2 separate regions of the Homo sapiens genome follow, and region 2 is linked to region 1. The links are chromatin loops, found by intact Hi-C in ENCODE. Cell type or tissue: psoas muscle. All regions are shown on one strand.

Region 1 (8,000 bases):
GGGAGAAAAGACATGAATATGATTAGTAAAGAAATGACACTTTTCATGTGTGATTTCCCCTCCAAGGTATGGTTAATAAGTTTCACTGACTTAGAACCAGGCGAGAGACTTGTGGCCTGGGAGAGCTGGGGAAGCTTCTTAAATGAGAAGGAATTTGAGTTGGATCATCTATTGCTGGCAAAGACAGAAGCCTCACTGCAAGCACTGCATGGGCAAGCTTGGCTGTAGAAGGAGACAGAGCTGGTTGGGAAGACATGGGGAGGAAGGACAAGGCTAGATCATGAAGAACCTTGACGGCATTGCTCCGTCTAAGTCATGAGCTGAGCAGGGAGATCCTGGTTGGTGTTGCAGAAGGTTTACTCTGTGGCCAAAGGAGGGTCAGGAAGGATGAGCATTTAGGGCAAGGAGACCACCAACAGCCCTCAGGTCAGGGTGAGGATGGCCTCTGCTAAGCTCAAGGCGTGAGGATGGGAAGGAGGGAGGTATTCGTAAGGATGGGAAGGAGGGAGGTATTCGTGCAGCATATGAGGATGCAGAGTCAGCAGAACTGGGGTGGATTTGGGTTGGAAGTGAGGGTCAGAGAGGAGTCAGAGAGAATCCCTAGTCTTCAAGCAGATTGGAGAAACCCTTGAAAAGACATCAAGCACAGAAGGAGGAGGAGGAGGTTTAGGTCAAGAAGAAGATGGATTGGTGTAAAAGGATGGGTCTGGTTTGCAGAGCTTGAACACAGTCTCACCCAGACTCCAGGCTGTCTTTCACTGAATGCTTCTGACTTCATAGATTTCCTTCCCATCCCAGCTGAAATACTGAGGGGTCTCCAGGAGGAGACTAGATTTATGAATACACGAGGTATGAGGTCTAGGAACATACTTCAGCTCACACATGAGATCTAGGTGAGGATTGATTACCTAGTAGTCATTTCATGGGTTGTTGGGAGGATTCTATGAGGCAACCACAGGCAGCATTTAGCACATACTACACATTCAATAAGCATCAAACTCTTAGTTACTCATTCAGGGATAGCACTGAGCAAAGCATTGAGCAAAGGGGTCCCATAGAGGTGAGGGAAGCCTGAAAAACTAAGATGCTGCCTGCCCAGTGCACACAAGTGTAGGTATCATTTTCTGCATTTAACCGTCAATAGGCAAAGGGGGGAAGGGACATATTCATTTGGAAATAAGCTGCCTTGAGCCTTAAAACCCACAAAAGTACAATTTACCAGCCTCCGTATTTCAGACTGAATGGGGGTGGGGGGGGCGCCTTAGGTACTTATTCCAGATGCCTTCTCCAGACAAACCAGAAGCAACAGAAAAAATCGTCTCTCCCTCCCTTTGAAATGAATATACCCCTTAGTGTTTGGGTATATTCATTTCAAAGGGAGAGAGAGAGGTTTTTTTCTGTTCTGTCTCATATGATTGTGCACATACTTGAGACTGTTTTGAATTTGGGGGATGGCTAAAACCATCATAGTACAGGTAAGGTGAGGGAATAGTAAGTGGTGAGAACTACTCAGGGAATGAAGGTGTCAGAATAATAAGAGGTGCTACTGACTTTCTCAGCCTCTGAATATGAACGGTGAGCATTGTGGCTGTCAGCAGGAAGCAACGAAGGGAAATGTCTTTCCTTTTGCTCTTAAGTTGTGGAGAGTGCAACAGTAGCATAGGACCCTACCCTCTGGGCCAAGTCAAAGACATTCTGACATCTTAGTATTTGCATATTCTTATGTATGTGAAAGTTACAAATTGCTTGAAAGAAAATATGCATCTAATAAAAAACACCTTCTAAAATAATTCATTATATTCTTGCTCTTTCAGTCAAGTGTACATTTAGAGAATAGCACATAAAACTGCCAGAGCATTTTATAAGCAGCTGTTTTCTTCCTTAGTGTGTGTGCATGTGTGTGTGATGTATACAAAGAGAGAGATAATTGTATTTTTGTATTTTCTTTTAAATAATTTTTAAAATTGACCCTTTTCCTGAGACAAATTGCCAGAATAGTTTGTATTTAGAGATGGTACCTCTAAGAGTAAGGTTGCTGGTTGCTGAGCAATTGACTTGAAAACTTTTAAAATTCAAATTTTAATTCCACTACTCAAAAGAATTGCCATGTTTTAAAAAAGAGAATTGGTGCCATAAGTTAGTTGTCTATGTTTGAAAATGAAGAAGATATGCAACGTCATGGCCTGGTCACTTACCCGCAGCCCTGAGTTGTAGGCACATCATATGTGAGAATGAGGATGCTTTTCTTTCATTTAAAATCCCTCCCCAAAACTTGGCTCTAATTGCAGTCATGACAATCATGTACATTTGGATTTATGTGCACGAGTCTCTTACCCTGAGAGAGGACAGGTGCTACAGGTGGAGGGGACCCGTCTGGGTCACGTTCACATTTTGAACATGCTGGTTTTCAGTCACTGCACACTCATCTCCCAGCACAGGTCATGGGCAGCAGATGCAAAAGCTGCCCGTGGTCCTATTTGGAGGTGCATGAAATGAGCAGAAGACAGAACAGCTTGATCTGACTAGAAGGGCAGCTTGTCCCTACCAAGACTTGAAGGATTGCCTTTCATCTGTTAGGGTAAAAGGTAGAATGAACCAAGGAAGGGCAGGAGGGGGCTGGGGTTAGGGTAGAAGGAAGGGGCCATGGAGAAGGGAGATCCATCCCATAGGAGGAAGGCAGTGCGGCAGGGAGGTTTGAAGGTATCAGCTTTTGTGGCTGACATACATGCAGTCATGTCAATTGCTCGTTTTTCCTTTTCCATCTTATTAAATGTCTTCCAACGTTAGCACGAAGAAAAGCTATTTGCAGTGTTGCCAGCCTTTCCAGAGCCCGTCCCCATTACCTCCCCAGGCCCATGCCTTTACTCCTTGGAGTTTCAACTCACGACCTTCAGGATCTGACTTTATTCACCAACTCTGGGGTGAACGTACCTTCTGTCTCCACCCAGAGGTCTCTATCAAAGAGGAGATTGCATGCCATGGATAAAGTCAAAGTAGAGGTGACTGTCCTTAGGAAGAGTAATGTGAAAATTCATAAACTGGGATTCTGTTTACATTTTGTACTCCAGGGGTTCTTAGTTTAAATCGCTCTGAATAAATTAAGATGCAATGGCATTTCAACTGTTATGATTAAATTTACAAATCATTTATTTTCTATCACGGGGAGAGATAGAGCTCCAAATGCAAACATAACTGCTCAAGTGTTAACACTTATAATGAAAACATAAGAATTACCACCAACTACCCTGGGGGCTAGAAGCAGAAATGTGAACCAGAAAACAAATCATGAACTTTCCTTTTTTTTTTTGAGATGGAGTCTCGCTCTGTTGCCCAGGCTGGAGTGCAATGGTGCGATCTCGGCTCACTGCAACCACTGCCTCCCGGGTTCAAGCAATTCTCCTGCCTCAGCCTCCTGAGTAGCTGGGACTACAGGCATGCACCACCACGCCTGGGTAATTTTTTGTATTTTTAGTAGAGACAGGGTTTCACCGTATTAGCCAGGATGCTCTCGATCTCCTGACCTCGTGATCTGCCCGCCTCGGCCTCCCACCGAAGTGCTGGGATTACAGGCATGAGCCACTGTGCCCGGCCAACAAATCATGAACTTTCTAACTGCAGTTCCTTGTAGCTTGTTAACACATCCACTTACTTATTGTCAGAGTACGTGGAGATTTTCCACAACCCTCGGGGATAAGGCTGAACAGAAGAGGCAAAAACGTGAAAACATTTCGATAGCTCCTATACTTTGAAATAAAATTCACTGTAAAAGTTGCTTGTATTTTTCCAAAACAGAGTCAACCCTTAATATTTAAGATTCTGTATACAAATACATATTTTTATATAATTAATATATATTGTCATATGACATATATCTTTATATTAATATGCATGCATATAATATATATTTCCTTCCTAATTTTCTATAAGCAATTTTACAAGACTGACTTCTATTTGCCTCCTTATTGTTACTACGTGGTTTGATAATCCGTTTTGTGTCATTGTGATTCTGTCATGTTTTGGGGACTTATTTTTGTTTCTCTGGGTGGTCACTAGTTTTTTTAAAGCATTCATGGAAGAGTGTGAATCTTTTACAAGCTAGGAAGCCATGGCAAGCCTTGGGTCATACTGCCCCCGCGAGGCCACATTGGCAAACCAGCAAGGGTGTTCAACTTCCAGACTTGGCCATGGAGAAGACACACGAGGAGGCTTTTCACATTCAGCTCTTTAATGTTTGTCTCTGCCGGCACCATCCCAGTTGTGAAAAAGAGGTATTTCCACAGCGGCTCAGGGTAGGTAGTGCACAGCTCACATTCATCATTTCTGAAAACCGAGAGGAGTCTCCATTCGGGGTACAGGTTGATGCCTGTCGTGGAATGAAGGTTCCAACACCCAGACCAATCTCTGCAGTGTGCTGCTCTCATGAGCTTGCAACAAGATCAGAAAATGTTTTGTGACTAAGCATTTTTCATATTGCATAAAATGCTTCAAGCTCCTCCCTTGTTTCTCTCTATAATCCTGTATATCTGATGATTGTGGGTACCAAGTGTTTGAAATAATCAAATGTGATTTGATGTTGGTAAATTTCTTTTTTTTTTTTTTTTTACTTCTATTTTTTTTATTATACTTTAAGTTTTAGGGTACATGTGCACATTGTGCAGGTTAGTTACATATGTATACATGTGCCATGCTGGTGCGCTGCACCCACTAACTCGTCATCTAGCATTAGGTATATCTCCCAATGCTATCCCTCCCCCCTCCCCCCACCCCACCACAGTCCCCAAAGTGTGATATTCCCCTTCCTATGTCCATGTGATCTCATTGTTCAATTCCCACCTATGAGTGAGAATATGCGGTGTTTGGTTTTTTGTTCTTGCGATAGTTTACTGAGAATGATGGTTTCCAATTTCATCCATGTCCCTACAAAGGACATGAACATAGCAAAGACTTGGAACCAACCCAAATGTCCAACAATGATAGACTGGATTAAGAAAATGTGGCACATATACACCATGGTAAATTTCTTTATCATTCGCACTCTCCTTTCTCTATTATTGTTATTGTAACTGAACCGCAGATTAGTCACTCATTGCTTGCAGAATCCAATTAACAAGAGCGAGGTCAGATATAAAGAAAATGATTTATTCCAAACCTCCTTCAGGGAAGAGGTGCAGCCTCCTGCCTCTAAATGCACTGCTTCGCCAGGCGTGGTGGCTCACACCTGTAATCCCAGCACTTTGGGAGACCGAGGAGGGCAGATCACTTAAGGTCAGGAGTTCAAGACCGGCCTGGCCAATATAGTGAAACCCCTGCCTCTACTAAAAATACAAAAAATTAGCCAGACGTGGTGGCGGGTGCTTGTAATCCCAGCTACTCGGGAGGCTGAGGCAGGAGAATCGCTTGAACCTGGGAGGTGGAAGTTGCAGTGAGCTGACATCTAGCCACTGCACTCCAGCCTGGGTGACAGAGTGAGACTCTGTCTCAAAATAAATAAATAAATAAATAAATAAATAAATAAATAAATAGTAAATGCACTGCTTTGCTTTTGGAGCAGAAAGCAGGCACTTTGAAAAGGCAGGGGAGGAAGTGAGCAAGGGCAGGGGGTCTGCACACTGGCATGGTGCCTGATCTATCCAGGCAGTTGAATTGGCACTTTCATAGGCAGAAATAAGTTGAAAAAGTGGCCTAAAACTCTCTAGGTGGGAGTGGATAGTGGGCATGCCTTCAACCTGCCTTTCTGGAGGGTGAGTTCCATGGCAACCCCCTGAAGGGTGAGAGTTCCATGGAGATCATGCTTTGGTCTGTAAATCAGCTGTTAACTCTCTAGAAAGTTCTGTCTTGGAGCATATAGTTAGATGAACTTGCCCTGTAAAGAATGTCTGGTGAAGGGGAAGTAAAAGGTGAGATTTGCATTTCTAAAGGGCTAAGTAGAAAGTGGGGTACAAGAGGAAAGGAGAAAAGAGAAAATAATTTAAAAAATAATTGTAACTTATTCCCTTTTACTTAGAAAAAAGGGAATACTCAGTTACATTATCACCTCGTTTACATCAAACCCTCTTATGGAATCCTATGGTTTGAAAACAAAAAGGTTGTTGAGGACCAGTGAGCCCAACCCCTTTGCTTTATAAATGAAGAGCATTGCCTGCCCTAAGCCCCAGAGACTCTGATGTCGTGGGTCTGGAGTGGGCTCCAACAGCGGCATGTTTTGATGGTGCTTCCCAGTGGCACGCCAGCGATGAGCCTTTGAGTAGGGAAAGTAGGAGCACTCGTGACTCCCTTCACGATCAGCACCTGTGTGCTAATAAATTCACAAAAGCCAACATATTGGAGTCACTCAGGGAGTTTTACAAATAGTGAGGTTAAATCCAACCTCAAATAGTTCTGATTCGATCTGCCTGCATTGCTGCCCTGTGGTTCCCCACTGTAGAAGCTCCCCAGGTGATTCTAAGTGTAGCCAAGTCTGAGAAATACTGCCTAAAGCCTGTTGGACTGACAGCAAGGGCTGTTGTCTGAGCAAGACTTTGCCTGGCCTGGGGTGGCATGTGCACCAGGAAGAGTCTCAACTTTCATAACAGAACATTCCCCAAGCTGGTTTTTTTAAAGCATGTGAATCTAGACTTCATTGGCAATACCAAAGATCTGTATTTGAGGCTCCAAGTATTTCACTTTCATTTTTGGTTTTGGGTTATGTTTTCACCCTTCCTTTCCAAGTGAAAAGTAAACAGAAGTGGGATGTCTGGCGCCCATGCTGAGCTTGGCAACTTCAAATTCAATAGAGAAGAAGTCTCTTGTATAGAAAAGGGCCTGTCTGAGATGTTTCTCAAATAAATATAGATTTTGCTTATGTGGCTAAAGGATTCTTCTCCCCCCATTTCCTTATCCCTGCAGTGAGCCATCCTTCTTAACTCTTTCCATGAAAGCATTATTCCTGAAGAACTGGGAACTCATGCCAGCCCTGATCAGGCAATGATAATTCTGCAGAGAATTAGAATTTAGATTTAAATTGTCAACTCTTATACATCCTGGCATATGGTTTAAACACATGTACACACACACAAACACCTCCTACTATTTACTGAAGAGCAGATATCTGATAACTTAATCTTTTTGGTTTTGAGTCAAGACAATTCCTCCTTTTGAAACTGCATACCGCTGAATATAATAAAATGTAATTAAGATTAAAAATAAGAAACTAATGGGAGAATTTCAATATTGTCTATGTTCACTTTAAAATTCCTCTACTTAGGTTTACTGCCATTACCAAAGACTATTCAAAAATCCTTTTTAGGAGAATCCTAATGGTTTCCTGACATATAATCAAATAAGGACTCTGTTGATTGGCTAACTCAATCTTCCTGTGCCAAAAAGCAGAGCCCAGCAGAGAAGAGGGCAGGGACTTGAAAGTCAGACTGACTCGAGTTCCAGCCTTGGGGCTGTGGGAGCTTGGGCAAGTGACTTAACGTCTCTGGCTCTCAGGATCTAAAAGGATTTCCAGTAGTAATTTGGGGTGTTACTGATACAGGAGCTAAAAAGAAATTATTTAGGTGGTTAGTGAGGGTCAGAGAGTCCTCGGTAAGATTTGCCTTTTAACAAAAAGCAGCCCCAAAATCATTTGTTTGCTAACAAAGAGAAGCCTGTAAAATTGAGCTGCAGACATAGATAAGCAAGCTGGAAGCTTGCACGGGTGAATGCCGGCAGCTGTGCCAATAGGAAAAGGCTATCTGGGGGCCAGGCATGTTCAACATGGATTCTCCATCTTCCCTTTTCTTTGTCAACCAAGTGTACAGTAAAGGAACAGGCAACATGGCACGGGCCAGGTAGAGAACCCTTCTGCATAATAAAAGATTAGGGTGAGATGGCCAGCTTCTTCCCGTGCTATGTAAATGGCATACCTGGTCCAACCAGTCTTTTGGGCCCTGTGTAAATCAGACACCGCCTCCTCAAGTTAGTCTATAAAACCCCATGCATTTTACCGTGAAACTGGGAGATCCACTCGGAACCCC
Region 2 (8,000 bases), 230 kb before region 1:
TTTTCCTTCACTCTGCAGGATCTGAAAGGACACAGACTCCTTTCCAAAGAATGCTGTGTATTGAAATGCAGAGAAACAGAAAGTAGATCACAAAATTAACTCTGTGGAAGTGGTTACAGGACATCTCAAAAGGTCTTGGCATCAGCTGTCCCTGGTCTCCACTCAGTTCTGCCCTCCTAGGTCTCCTTTTGTTCTTTCTCAATGAGCCCCACAGAAGTCCTCTTCCTTTTTCCCTTTTGCACACCCATGTACACATCCATGATCACACCCCAGGCTCCATGACCCATGACCCACCTCTGTGCCCACTACTGCCTGCAGTGCTGCCCAGGCCAGGGAACGTTGCACTACTTTGATCTCTATGGTATTGATCTTTGGCTTCCACAAAAGAAGGGAAGCGGGCACAGCTCAACAATGCCAATTAAATTTTTAGTTCTCTTACAGAGATTATTTTATAATTGATTACAGAACAATGTTCTATGTAGCATTTACTGCTTAGTCAATTTTAAGGAAGAAAACACTGGTTAGGATTGCTAATGCGAAGGTGAATGGCAATGGTGAAGGTTCAAATGGATCTTGACAGACTGGGTCACTGAACTGAAAATAACAAGATGAAATTTAAGGAGAAAGAAAGTAAATCTGGGAATGCTCTGATACTTTAAAAAATAGCCAAATACAAAAATGAGATGGTAAGCGCTGTTGATGGATATCAGTTCAGGGGAAACAACTATTTTGTGACTAGGTCATAAGTAAAAAAGGCCTACTTACAACTAGGCTAATAAGAGCCCATCTTGAGACACTTGCTAGAAAAATGATTGTGAAGAGCTGATTATTACCAGGCTTAGAAAACAAATGTAGTCTACTCTCCTACCATCTACCCAGCACTTGGGAAGAATCAAAGACTCACTATGGATAGTTTATCTTCGGGTTGAATGAACAACTGGTTTTGGAATATATACAATGATCACCACACATATAATTCAGCAGCCCCATTACACTAAGTAACGGTCAACTCTTTTAGATGTGGAGGGTTAGCAATAAGGTCTCAATTCTGATTCTGGTCTTTTTCCAGATGCTTTTCTGTCTTCAGTATCTGCTGTTCAGTTCTTAGGTCTTGGGCTACTCAGAAGTTGGCTGACTCAGAATAAGGACACCCTGTCCTTGTGAACAAATGGAAGAAAGTGAGGTCCTAGTTACTGAAGGGGAATGTGAAAGGAGCTGGATGACCTTCTGTTGACCTATTGCAGAGGGTATTCCTGCACTGGAATTGACATTCTGCAGAGTCTTTTAGTCTCCAAAGGGGTCAAATGTGGAACCAAAAAATTGAGAGCATTTTGACTCTAGTCTTGTAACATCTCGCTCAACAGTTGCCAAACAATTCTGAAATAAAATTTTAAATGTTAAAAAAATCAGATGCTGTGAGGACATCATGGTATCAAGCATCTGGATGGAAAAAGAGGAGTAAAGTACTGACTCCTAATAGATTGGATGGCTAGCTCTAGGAAGGATGGAAATTGTGACCATGGTGTCTGTATTATTTTCCCATTGCTGCTGTAACAAATTAACAAAAATTTAGTGGCTTAAATTAGTGCAAATGTATTCTCTTACAGTTGTGGAGGCCAGAAGTTTGAAATGAACCTTATGGGACTAAAATCAAGGTGTTGGGAGGGCTGGCTCCTTCTGGATACTCCAGAGGAAAATCTATTCTTTGTCTCTTTCAACTTTTCTTGGCTAATGGCATTCCTTTGCTTGTGGCTGCATCACTCCCATCTCTACTTTTGTTGTCACACTGCCTTTTCTTCGTTAGTATTCAGATCTCTCTCTACCTTCTTCTTATATTCTTGTGATTATGTTTAAGGCTTAGCAGGATAATCTCCCCATCTCAAGATCCTTGACTTAATCACACATGCAAGGCCTTTTTTGCTATATAAGTTCACAGGTTCCAGGATTAGAGCCTGGGTATCCTTGGGGGCAAGTATTCAGCCTCCCATGGTATCTTTATAAGAGGCCTCTTTCCTTTAAGCAGAAGGTGCTCATTCTTGGAAGCACTTGTGGTTGCCTTTCATCTTGAGGGTGGCAGGAGTCTCTAGCGCCACAGTTGTACACTACAGTATCTTTGGGGGCCAGCAGGGGTACATGTGTAGTTACAGACAACAAAAAGAAGTGGTGCCTACGGCTATATAAGGAGTACAGGGCATCCAAATATGATGGTATTAACATTAAAACAACTCACATCACTGCTGCTAGTCAGATACCATCAGTGGACTAGAGTTTAATAGTTTCTTATTTTGTACACATTCACTTTGTGTTTTTTATTGTACTGAAACTCCTCAAAAAGTCCAGAAAAGAAATTCCTTAAAGAATATTAACCTACATTTCTTTCAATTGAGAGAAGCCAGGGCTGGCCTCTAAAATCTACATACTCATAAGCTCAGATGGAAACAAAAATCAAATTCCAAATACAGGAAATGAGGTTTTCCACTAAAAGATCTTCAGTAATTCTTCCATCATTCAGTCATTTACATGTTTAAAAAACCCCACGAGTTCCTTATTAATCAGCCGCAAAATAACTTTAGTCATATTTGACCAAGCACATATCAGACCATCTAGAAGGTGTTCACCTTTTGCAGAGTGAGTTCTGTATTGGGGAGTTCCGGAGGAAGTAAGAGAGAGTTGTTGCCCTCTGCAAAAGCCATAATATGACAAGAGGATGCAGTTTTTAAAAATCATACGCATGTACCCTTAGCATTTTGGGCTTTACCAATGGGCATGAACAAGTGTGCTCCTGTTGACATTCATGTCCATAATTTGATGACTTTGAGCTCCTGCCTACTTGTCAAAAAGCTACTAAATCTTCTACCAAGTCTTATTTCACAAGATTTCTGGCACTTCCAGGGAGGTTGCAGGTGTCCATTCATCAGGCCTGGGCTTTGTTCCCCGACACAACCAGCAGAGCAGTAGTCCCCAGACACAACAGCTCTCAGAGCTGCCACTCCAAGCCAAACCTCCACTCCTGGGGGTAGAAATTTGCAGGGCCCAGTGAGGGTACGAAAAGCCCTGATTTGTCCACTGGCATGAGTGAGGGAAGGAGGGTTGGATATGCATGCGTGTCGGTTTAGTCATTCAGCAATGTCTGCGGTGACGGGGACAGCTGCCTGCTGGCGTCCTTGACACCTTCCTGGATCATGGTGTAACAACAAAACCAATGAAAATCAACCCCCTTGAGGACATGTTGGCCAAATGGTACAAACTTTCAGTTAAGAGTAAGTTCTGGGGACCTAACATACAGTATGGTGATGATCATTAGTAATACTGTATTGTAGCAGTTCCCAACCTTTCTGGCACCAGGGACCAGTTTCATGGAAGACAAGTTTTCCACAGACCCAGTGTGGCGGGAACGGTTTTGGGATGAAACTGTTTCACCTCAGATATCAGGCATTAGATTCTCATAAGGAGTGTGCAACCTAGATCCCTCATATGCACAGTTCACGATAGGGTTAAAGCTCCTATGAGAATCTAATGCTGCCGCTGATCTGACAGGAGGCAGAGTTCAGGTGGTAATGCTGGCTTTCCCTGCTGCTCACCTCTTGCTGTGCGGCCCAGTTCCTAACAGGGCATGGACAAGTACTGGTCCATGGTCCAGGGGCTGGGGACCCTTGCTGTATTGTATACTTGAAATTCACTAACAGTGTCGATCTTAAGTGTTCCCACCACAGTGATAAGTATGTGAGATGATGCATATGTTGATTAGCTTGATTGTGGTAATCATTCACAATGCTTATGTGTATCAAAACATCATGTTGTATGCCTTAAATATAAACAATTTTTTTTTATCAATCGTCCTTCAAAAATCTGCTTCAGGAAAAACAGAGTATTTTACGGTGAAGAATCTTGAAAAATACTACCTCAGCCAGATGACCAGTTAACATGAACAGGCATGAGGGATGTTGATTGTCTGTGCCCTTGATATCATGTGATGAGATAGGGACTCTGCTTTGTGGTCTTCGTCCCCAAAACCCATGCCTCCAGTCTAATTATGAGAAAAACATTAGACAAATCCCACTTGAAGGACATGCTACAAAATACCTGACCAGCACTACCAAAACTGTCAAGTTCACCAATAGAAGGAAAGTCTGAGAAACTGTCACAGCCAAGAAGAGCTGAAGGAGACACAACTACTAAATGTAATGTGGCATCCTGGACATAGAGAAAGGAGTGCTAGGTAAGTTGAAATGAAGTAAAAAATGTTAAGGGCAGCCAGAGAGAAAGGTCGGGTTACCCACAAAGGGAAGCCCATCAGACTAGCAGCGGATCTCTCAGCAGAAACTCTACAAGCCAGAAGAGAGTGGGGGCCAATATTCAACATTCTTAAAAAAAAGAATTTTCAACCCAGAATTTCATATCCAGCCAAACTAAGCTTCATAAGTGAAGGAGAAATAAAATACTTTACAGACAAGCAAATGCTGAGAGATTTTGTCACCACCAGGCCTGCCCTAAAAGAGCTCCTAAAAGAAGCACTAAACATGGAAAGGAACAACCGGTACCAGCCACTGCAAAATCATGCCAAATTGTAAAGACCATCGAGGCTAGGAAGAAACTGCATCAACTAACGAGCAAAATAACCAACTAATATCATAATGACAGGATAAAATTCACACATAACAATATTAACTTTAAATGTAAATTGGCTAAATGCTCCAATTAAAAGACAGAGACTGGCAAATTGGATAAAGAGTCAAGACCCATCAGTGTGCTGTATTCAGGAAACCCATCTCACGTGCAGAGACACACATAGGCTCAAAATAAAAGGATGGAGGAAGATCTACCAAGCAAATGGAAGGGGTTGCAATCCTAGTCTCTGATAAAACAGACTTTAAACCAACAAAGATCAAAGGAGACAAAGAAGGCCATTACATAATGGTAAAGGGATCAATTCAACAAGAAGAGCTAACTATCCTAAATATATATGCACCCAATACAGGAGCACCCAGATTCATAAAGCAAGTCCTGAGTGACCTACAAAGAGACTTAGACTCCCACACAATAATAATGGGAGACTTTAACACCCCACTGTCAACATTAGACAGATCAACGAGACAGAAAGTCAACAAGGATACCCAGGAATTGAACTCAGCTCTGCACCAAGTGGCCCTAATAGACATCTACAGAACTCTCCACTCCAAATCAACAGAATATACATTTTTTTCAGCACCACACCACACCTATTCCAAAATTGACCACATAGTTGGAAGTAAAGCTCTCCTCAGCAAATGTAAAAGAACAGAAATTATAACAAACTGTCTCTCAGACCACAGTGCAATCAAACTAGAACTCAGGATTAAGAAACTCACTCAAAACCACTCAACTACATGGAAACTGAACAACCTGCTCCTGAATGACTACTGGGTACATAACGAAATGAAGGCAGAAATAAAGATGTTCTTTGAAACCAATGAGAACAAAGACACAACATACCAGAATCTCTGGGACACATTCAAAGGAGTGTGTAGAGGGAAATTTATGGCACTAAATGCCCACAAGAGAAAGCAGGAAAGATCCAAAATTGACACCCTAACATCACAATTAAAAGAACTAGAAAAGCAAGAGCAAACACATTCAAAAGCTAGCAGAAGGCAAGAAATAACTAAAATCAGAGCAGAACTGAAGGAAATAGAGACACAAAAACCCTTCAAAAAATTAATGAATCCAGGAGCTAGTTTTTTGAAAGGATCAACAAAATTGATAGACCGCTAGCAAGACTAATACAGAAGAAAAGAGAGAAGAATCAAATAGACGCCATAAAAAATGATAAAGGGGATATCACCACCGATCCCACAGAAATACAAACTACCATCAGAGAATACTACAAACACCTCTACGCAAATAAACTAGAAAATCTAGAAGAAATGGATAAATTCCTGGACACATACACCCTCCCAAGACTAAACCAGGAAGAAGTTGAATCTCTGAATAGACCAATAACAGGCTCTGAAATTGTGGCAATAATCAATATCTTACCAACCAAAAAGAGTCCAGGACCAGATGGATTCACAGCCGAATTCTACCAGAGGTACAAGGAGGAACTGGTACCATTCCTTCTGAAACTATTCCAATCAATAGAAAAAGAGGGAATCCTCCCTAACTCATTTTATGAGGCCAGCATCATCCTGATACCAAAGCTGGGCAGAGACACAACCCAAAAAGAGAATTTTAGACCAATATCCTTGATGAACATTGATGCAAAAATCCTCAATAAAATACTGGCAAACCGAATCCAGCAGCACATCAAAAAGCTTATCTACCATGATCAAGTGGGCTTCATCCTTGGGATGCAAGGCTGGTTCGATATACACAACTCAATAAATGTAATCCAGCATATAAACAGAACCAAAGACAAAAACCACATGATTATCTCAATAGATGCAGAAAAGGCCTTTGACAAAATTCAACAACGCTTCATGCTAAAAACTCTCAATAAATTAGGTATTGATGGGACATATCTCAAAATAATAAGAGCTATCTATGACAAACCCACAGCCAATATCATACTGAATGGGCAAAAACTGGAAGCATTCCCTTTGAAAACTGGCACAAGACAGGGATGCCCTCTCTCACCACTCCTATTCAACATAGTGTTGGAAGTTCTGGCCAGGGTAATTAGGCAGGAGAAGGAAATAAACGGTATTCAATTAGGAAAAGAGGAAGTCAAATTGTCCCTGTTTGCAGATGACATGATTGTATATCTAGAAAACCCCATTGTCTCAGCCCAAAATCTCCTTAAGCTGATAAGCAACTTCAGCAGTCTCAGGATACAAAATCAATGTACAAAAATCACAAGCATTCTTATACACCAATAACAGACAAACAGAGAGCCAAATCATGAGTGAACTCCCATTCACAATTGCTTCAAAGAGAATAAAATACCTAGGAATCCAACTTACAAGGGACATGAAGGACCTCTTCAAGGAGAACTACAAACCACTGCTCAATGAAATAAGAGAGGATACAAACAAATGGAAGAACATTCCATGCTCATGGGTAGGAAGAATCAATATCGTGAAAATGGCCATACTGCCCAAGGTAATTTATAGATTCAATGCCTTCCCCGTCAAGCTACCAATGCTTTTCTTCACAGAATTGGAAAAAACTACTTTAAAGTTCATATGGAACCAAAAAAGAGCCCGCATCGCCAAGTCAATCCTAAGCCAAAAGAACAAAGCTGGAGGCATCACGCTACCTGACTTCAAACTATACTACAAGGCTGCAGTAACCAAAACAGCATGGTACTGGTACCAAAACAGAGATATAGATCAATGGAACAGAACAGAGCCCTCAGAAATAACGCCGCATATCTACAACCATCTGATCTTTGACAAACCTGAGAAAAACAAGCAATGGGGAAAGGATTCCCTATTTAATAAATGGTGCTGGGAAAACTGGCTAGCCATATGTAGAAAGCTGAAACTGGATCCCTTCCTTACACCTTATACAAAAATTAATTCAAGATGGATTAAAGACTTAAACATTAGACCTAAAACCATAAAAACCCTAGAAGAAAACCTAGGCATTACCATTCAGGACATAGGCATGGGCAAGGACTTCATGTCTAAAACACCAAAAGCAATGGCAACAAAAGCCAAAATTGACAAATGGGATCGAATTAAACTAAAGAGCTTCTGCACAGCAAAAGAAACTACCATCAGAGTGAACAGGCAACCTACAAAATGGGAGAAAATTTTCGCAACCTACTCATCTGACAAAGGGCTAATATCCAGAATCTACAATGAACTCAAACAAATTTACAAGAAAAAAACAAACAACCCCATCAAAAAGTGGGCAAAGGACATGAACAGACACTTCTCAAAAGAAGACATTTATGCAGCCAAAAAACACATGAAAAAATGCTCACCATCACTGGCCATCAGAGAAATGCAAATCAAAACCACAATGAGATACCATCTCACACCAGTTAGAATGGCAATCATTAAAAAGTCAGGAAACAA

Evidence for each region. Hi-C counts contacts between places; a loop is a spot of excess contacts. Peaks named below come from ENCODE experiments on the same cell type or tissue, not always from the same donor. Only the 100,000 strongest peaks of a DNase experiment are listed, where the experiment ranks them.
Region 2: a loop joins it to region 1, with 4 times the contacts of the local background. A loop is called at or near these places in 1 of 110 quality-filtered maps.

What each region holds. Positions count from the first base shown.
Region 1 is chr3:46,374,417-46,382,416 of GRCh38, forward strand. It overlaps CCR5 (C-C motif chemokine receptor 5), which reads left to right. Exons shown (of 2, transcript NM_001394783.1): 2 at 1-1,790. All of the region lies in intron 2 of CCR5AS (CCR5 antisense RNA), which reads right to left. Among named protein-coding and RNA genes, the nearest start is that of CCR5, 7.5 kb to the left of the region's middle. RefSeq lists a silencer at 4,090-4,199 and an enhancer at 5,811-6,312. In psoas muscle, a CTCF peak has its summit at 4,136 (motif pointing left); DNase peaks (open chromatin) are centred at 4,145 and 6,515; H3K4me3 peaks cover 817 bases; H3K27ac peaks cover 1,381 bases.
Region 2 is chr3:46,144,127-46,152,126 of GRCh38, forward strand. No RefSeq gene overlaps it. Among named protein-coding and RNA genes, the nearest start is that of CCR1, 60 kb to the right of the region's middle. In psoas muscle, no CTCF peak of the experiment used is centred here; a DNase peak (open chromatin) is centred at 3,125.